Regions from separate parts of the Homo sapiens genome. Here region 1 is linked to region 2. A link is a contact called in ENCODE Hi-C or POLR2A ChIA-PET data. All regions are on one chromosome and are shown on one strand. Each heading gives the region's core, a stretch centred on a gene start or an enhancer-like site at or near the end of the contact. The rest is flanking DNA. Distances are from core to core; before and after follow the strand shown.

Region 1 (3,471 bases), core at 451-2,950, 1.0 Mb after region 2:
GAGGAACAGGTCTAGGATGCTGGGGGCTCTAGGTCCCAGCCAAAAGCACAACCCCAAGGCTCTGGCCTGGTCTGGCCACTGGGGAGCCCAGCCCCTGCAGGAGGGACAGTGACTCCTGTGACCGGGCCTGGGGCCTCCTTATCCAACTTCACTCCTGCCACGAGCTCACAGAGTCCACATCATCGCCTCACTTTGCAGGTGGGGAAACTGAGGCACGGAGCAGCTGATGCCCAAGGTCCAGCAGCCATGCTGGTGGGCTGGGGAGGCGCTCAGACTCCAAGCCAGGCAGGCCGTGGGTCCGGCCGCCCCACAGCTGGTAATGCTGCACCTCCCTCTCCTGTGATGTGGCCCCAGGCCCCGACCCCGCTCAGGGGTGGTGGGAAGAGTCCTGGAGAGCAGGAGCAGTGCCGGAGCCCCCACTGCAGCTGGTCCCAGCCCCTGCAGAGATCCAGACGCTTGTTTTTTAAATACAGCAGCTCTGCGGTGCTTTTCCTTCCTCAAATCCAGCCTTTGAGGGTGACTGAGTAGGGGACGGGTGCTGCAGCCTCTGCGGGGATTCCCTCCCCTCACCCTCCTGGCAGCCCCGGGGCGGCTCACTTCCTCTTCACCATGAGCCCCCACCCCTTCCCTGGGGCTTACACCCTTGGCCTGGCACTGCCCTGGCCGCGCCCCTTGCAAGTTCCTGCTCTGGCCTGACCCTGCTTCCCCCGACCCCAGGGCTCCAGGTCCCCCTCCTGGTGCCTCTGCACCCCCCACTCTGCTCCAAGGAGACGACACACTGTGAAAAGTGCCTCTCTATGGGGGGGTGCCTTGCCCTCCCCCGTCGCTGCCCCCTCCAGAAGAGTGCTGACGTGCTGAATGGGCCTGCAGAGACCCCCTTACTCTAAGCCTGGCTGGGGGCTACCCTGGCCTTGGGGGCGGCTGGCAGGGCTGTGACCCCACCTTGGCCTTGGACGGTCCTGAGTCAGCAGAGCAGCTGCCTGGGGGGTGTGGACAGTGATGGGGATGGCGGGAGGATGGAGGGCCCTCACCGTCACGTGGCCTGACCCCCGTCTGGGTGGCTGTGGTCCTCCCTGAGCACCCACCATGTGCCCACCCACTTCTCATAGGACGGCATAGGCCCCTCTTCTGAACGAGGAAGCTGAGACTCTGGGGTGGGGCGGGGGGGTCGTGACGGAACAGGCTGCGGGCAGAGGCTGCTGGCCTCCTTCCTGCCCGGCTGACTCAGAGGCTTGGGGCCTTCTGCCCTGGCCCCGACGCTGTCCCCGCCTGCAGCTGGCATCGCCTCCCCACAGAGCTGGTGGGGCCCCGGGGGCAGAGGTGTGGCTGGACCCAGGGGTCGGACAGACCCATGGATACAGCTGTGGGGGCCCTGCCAGGGCTTGGGGAGTCCCCATTAATGTTCATATGTCCCTGTGTGTGGAGCGGGGTGGGAGTGGGGGCTAAGTGGGCATCGGGGAGAGCAGAGGAGCAAGAAGTGGGGTGGGGAGGAAGCCCGGCTCCTCCCGAGGCCTCGACCTCTCCATCTGACAAATGGGAACAAAGGTAAATGCAGTCCCCGGGTGCTGGAGGTCAGGGGGTGTTTTGGAAGGTGCACAGGACAGCGCATCTGGCCCCTTCCTCTTCCAAGCTGAGGGAGGGACGTTTCTCTGCCCTCAAAAGGGGAAGCAGGCCCAGCAGTGTCTTAGGGGAATGAGGCAGCCTGACCTCTTCCATCCACCGCCCCCCCACCCCCCAGAAGGTGACTCACCCGGCAGGGGAGGTGAAGTCATTCCTCCCCCAGGTACATTCTGGGGACAGCTGTGTCCCACCCACCAGTGGTGCCATCACATCAGATTAGAGGTCTGGTCAGAAAGGGGCCTGGCTGGTCCCTGGGGCTCCATGTCCCCCCAGTCTAGCCCAGCCAGGCCCCCTTTCCCAAACTTCTGATCATTAATGGGGCTTTCAAAACAAGTAAAACTGCAACCACAGGGGCTGCAGGGCGCTCAGCGAGGGTGGCAGACCTCAGCCGCCACCCCTGCTTCCGTTCTGCCAGGCGAGTGCCTGGGGAGCCCCAAGGCTGCTTGGGGTCTGGGAGGGGCTGCTAGGGTGGGGCGCCTCCCCACTCAGTTGAAAGGAACTTCCCTTCCACTGGGGCCATCAGGGCCAACTTCCTGGAAGAGGTGCCTCTGAGCTGAAGCAGGAAGGCTTTGTCAAGATGGAGTAGGGAGAGAAGGGGCCTTCCAGGTCTCAGCACAGCCTGGGCAAAGGTGCAGAGGTGGGATCCACTGGGAGGACTGGAAGCCTGGGAAGGAGGGCAGGCAATGCAGTTGGGTCTCTTGATCCCCCCTCCCCAATCACAGACAACTAGGGCTCTCCACAGGCTCAGAGGGGCCAGGGCCAGGCTGCTATGTGACTTCAGCCATTCTTGCCGGGTGGGCCTGGGGTCAGAGGGAAAGCAGGGACCAGGGCCAGATCCATCTTCGAGTCTGTCAGAACAATGGGCAAGTCTTGTTCCCTGCTGGGTCCATGTGCCCACACAGCCTCAGCCTTCTTAGATATTCTGCAGGGTGACCCCCTGCTTCTGAGCCCAGAATTGGACACACAGGAAGGCCCTTGGGGCCAGGCGTGGTGGCTCACAGCCGGGCTGTGCCCTCTGCCTGGAGCCGCAGCCTGGATGCCTCCCACCCCACATTTAGGCTTCAGGCCCCACAGCTGCCTCTTCCCAGAACCCTCCCGGCACGCACTTCGGCGACTCTTACAAGTACCTGTTCAGCGTCAGCCTTCGCCCAGGAGTGCAGGCTGGGGACGAGGGCAGTGGCCACCTCTGCCGGTCCTGTCAGCACCTAGTGCAATGTCCAGCCCACCGTGGGCACTCAACGCAGGCGGCTGTGCTGCCGCAGGTCACAGCACCAATCAGACACCCCCATCCCCACACACACCCTGCACCGGCCCACGCGGCCATCACACTCGGAGCACACGCGCTCCGATGTGGCTGCACTGTTGGCACACGCACAGGCGCGCACGTGGGCGCATACACGCCGGGGCGCCCTGACCTCCCCGCACGCCCTCCCGCAGCCGCCCCGGCCTCTGTCCCCACGCGTGTCACACACGGCTGGGTGTGCTCGCTCACGCCGTCCCGCGACGTTGCTCCAGCCGGTGCCCGGAGCTCGATCGGGAGAGCTGCTGTTGGCCGCCTCTGCCTGCCAGCGTTTGCCAAGCGGTTTCCATGGTGACACATCTTGGCTCCGACAGGAACCAAGGAGTGTGGGGAAGAGGGTCCCCACGGAGGGGGCGAGGCGAGGCAGGAGGTCTCTGCGTCTTCAGGCTCCCGGCAGGCATGGGGGGCTCCACGAGTGCAGACACCCCCCAATCCCAAGCCAGGCTTGCACCCCGAGAAGGAGGCTCTGGGCTGGTCCCTCTGGGCTGCCTGGCACAGGGACTGACTTAGGTCAGTCAGTCATTCAACAAACTTTCTGGAAGAGCCACTCT
Region 2 (3,241 bases), core at 700-3,199:
GCAGATCACAAGGTCAAGAGATTGAGACCATCCTGGCTAACATGGTGAAACCCGTCTCTACTAAAAATACAAAAAAAAAAAAAATTAGCCGGGCGTGGTGGCAGGCATCTGTAGTCCCAGCTACTCAGGAGGCTGAGGCAGAAGAATTGTTTAAATCTGGGAGGCGGAGCTTGCAGTGATCCGAGATCGTGCTACTGCACTCCAGCCTGGCAACAGAGTGAGACTCCATCTCAAAACAGCAACAAGAACAAAAACAAAATTTAACCAGACGTGGTGGTGGGCACCTGTGATCCCAGCTACTCGAGGGGGCTGAGGCAGGAGAATCACTTGAACCTGGGAGGCGGAGGCTGCAGTGAGCCGAGATGGTGCCACTGCACTCCAGCCTGGACGACAGAGTGAGACTCCATCTCAGAAATAAATAAATACAAATTAAAAAATTAAAGAGATAATAAAAGTGTGTGATTAGTAACAAAAGCCTGCTATGGAAAGAATGCATTTGGGTTAGAGGAGCGACACCATGAGTAACGTAAAGAGTCCCGCGGAGATGGCCACAGCTTCTCTGGAGGCTCCCAGCGCATCCCAGGACCCCGAGTGCAGAGTGTGGGCCAGGACAAGGGAAGCACCTTTCCCATCCCCGGGGGATGTCTTTCTGCAAACATCCTGGGGACGTGGGACATTGTCGCTACTGCTGCTGTTGAGTTATTTCTTGGCACCTGTTTCTGCGGCCAGGTTGCAGGCATCACTGTGGCTAGCTGCCCCAGACGGCCGTGTGGGCCTTAGCAAGGAGGGGCCTCCCAGGTGGCCAGTGCAGAACCCGCAAGTGGGGGGGAGAGATGGCCCGGGAGGCTGCCCCCGCGCTCCACAGCAAGAGGCCACTGGGCTGCTGCCTAAATCCCCAGCCACATGGTGGTAAGGACGACACCCAGAAGATGCACAGACCTCCCTGCACTGGCTCCTGAGTCCCACCTGAGCCGAGAAAACAGGCTCCCGGGTCCCACCTGAGCTGAGAAAACAGGCTTCCCAGAACCCCGGGCAGATGCCATGGGTGTCCTGGGGGGCCCTCGGTTGCCCAGGCCTGAAACTCCTCTTCCTGCAGCGCTCAGAGGGGGGCGGGACTTGGGGACCCAGAAGCGTGGCAAGGGGCTCCAGACGGATCCCCTCTCCAGCCTGTCCTCCACCTGTGACAGGAAGCAGAGGCAGCTCCCTCAGGGGCCCGCCCCCACCTGAGGATCCCTCACAGGACTCCTTGGGCCAGTGGTGCCCTAACCCCATCCTGGGCCTGCTGTGTCCCCTGGCAACCACCAGCTGGGGCTTTAGAAGGGGGCTGGCCCCACCCACAGAGGCTGTGATCACTAGCCGCTTATCCCCATTTTTACATTGCTGGTTTGCTTGTTTTGTTTTTTTGAGACAGGGTCTCACCTTGTCACCCAGGCTAGAGTGCAGTGATGAAATCATGGCAGCCTCCACCTTCCAGGTTCAAGCCATCCTCCTGCCTCAGCCTCCTGAATATCTGGGGCCGCAGGCACATACCACCACGCCCGACTAATTTTTGTAATTTTTTTGTAGAGATGGGGGTCTCACTGTGTTGTCCAGGCTGGTCTGGAACTCCTGGGCTCAAGCGATCCTCCTGCTTTGGCCTCCCAAAGTGCTGGGATTACAGGCATGAGCCACCGTTCCCAGCTGGCCTTAATGTTTTTTATGTTTATAGAGACAGAGAATGGGGGAAGGGAGGTTTCGCTATGTTGCCCAGGCTGGTCTTGAACTCCCGGCCTCCAGAGATCTTCCCGCAGGGCCTCCCAAAGCGCGGGGATTGCAGGTGCGCGCGGGGCCAGCGGCCCCCCGGGCGGGAGAGGAGGGCGTGGCCGGGGGGCGTGGCCGCGGGGCGGGGAGGGGGCGTGGCCCGGGGGGCAGGGCGGTGTGACGCGCGCGCCGCGGATCCCGGAAGCGGTGTCAGATGCTGGGGAGCCGGGCGGGCGGGTGCGGTGGCGGCGGGCGGCGCGGGGGCACTTGTTGTTCTTCGCGAAGTCGGAGCCCGAGCGCCAGGCGGCGGCGGCGGCCGAGGGGAGCGCGACAGTGAGCGCCGGCGCGAGGACAGCGCGTGCCCGCGAGGAGCCGCCGCGCGCCCGCGCCCTCCGCGCGACGCCAGGTGAGGGGCGGTGGGGCAGCGGGGCCCGGGCCGCGGCGGGGACGGGGACCGGGGCGCGGGGCCGGGGCTACCTGGCCGCTGAGTCACGGCCGCCTGGGGGCGCGGGCCGAGGGTGGCGGGGTTGGGTGCGCGGGGCCCGAGACCCTCATGCGGCCCGCGGCGCGGCCCGGGCACCTGCCCAGGTGGGCCCCGCCCCGCAGGCCCGGGGGCTTCCCCGGGACGCGAGGCTCTCTCCCCTGCACGTGCCGCCCGGGCCATGCTTGCCGCGCCGGGGGCCCCAGGGCGCGGACCCCAGACCTGGGAGGACGAGGATCCACGCGGGTCGGCGGCGCGCATCGGGCCCGCGCCTTCACACCTGCGGGGGGCGGGGCGGGGCGGGCGCCACGTGCGGGCGGTGCGGGGAGGGCGCGGGCGCGTGGATTCTCCGCGGCTTCCGCCCCAGCGTGGCTTCCGCGTGCGGCCCCGGACTGCCCCCCGCGCTTCCTCCCGGTGACGGGCGGCGCTCTGGCCCAGTGGCTGGGGTCACGCGTGCCCGGGAACGGGGTGGGGGTAACCGGGTCTCCCCACAGGCGGGATCCTGGGACTGGTGTCGCTCTCAGCCGCCCACCTGCCAGGGTTGCTGGAAGGAAGGCCGTGGGGAGGCGGGAGGGGGGCAGGTGACAGTGGCCCCAAGGCTCGTCCCTTTGCTCACGTGTGGGGCAGGGGCTCCGGCCTCTTCCCGCTCCCACTGCGTGAGTTCTTCTGTGCCTCTGTCAAGTTCAGGAAACTGTGTATGTGCCCGTGACTGTGTGTGTCTGCGTCTGCACAGCCTCTAGATCCTGGGGGGTGGGACCAGGCGCCACCGAGAAACCCAGAAAGCCAGGACCCCGCCTGGCCTTGGCCCTTGACCTGGGTCCGCCTGGGACACAGCAGTGGCCCTGCACTGCATTCTCGCGCTCACACCGTGTGTGTCCGTGTTCGCGGGGCCTCCCGTGTCCCTCTCCTGGTGTCCTGCGTCCCTGAGCATGCTGTTTTCTTGCTTCTTAAGTAGCTCTTGTAGCTGAGGCAGAAATTAGATCCACTCACCATTCATTCACCAGGTGACCCACAGGCAGC

What was found. A loop is a pair of places that touch in the nucleus more often than their neighbours do. ChIA-PET counts read pairs that join two places held with the same protein, here RNA polymerase II (POLR2A). Pooled maps may share reads with other maps.
Region 1: a loop to region 2 is called in a map of PC-9, with 5 times the contacts of the local background. The contact joins the enhancer-like site here to the promoter of MAFK in region 2. A Hi-C loop is called at or near these places in 2 of 168 maps with a recorded cell type or tissue (CD14-positive monocyte and PC-9) and 5 of 50 pooled maps. POLR2A ChIA-PET finds 5 or more read pairs at or near these places in 2 of 52 experiments (H1 and WTC11).

Annotation. Positions count from the first base shown.
Region 1 is chr7:2,528,676-2,532,146 of GRCh38, forward strand. It overlaps a transcript of LFNG not described here. Among named protein-coding and RNA genes, the nearest start is that of MIR4648, 3.3 kb to the left of the region's middle. RefSeq lists enhancers at 1-668, 669-1,642, 2,074-2,223, 2,618-3,471 and silencers at 674-733, 1,254-1,353. Within about 2 kb of position 1,701, at least 23 of the 41 ENCODE cell types and tissues checked have a DNase peak (open chromatin) inside an H3K27ac peak, as active enhancers do; they include CD14-positive monocyte and PC-9, where a contact is called at or near this core.
Region 2 is chr7:1,528,753-1,531,993 of GRCh38, forward strand. It overlaps MAFK (MAF bZIP transcription factor K), which reads left to right and starts at 1,950. Exons shown (of 3, transcript NM_002360.4): 1 at 1,950-2,146. RefSeq lists silencers at 1,780-2,049, 2,540-2,669.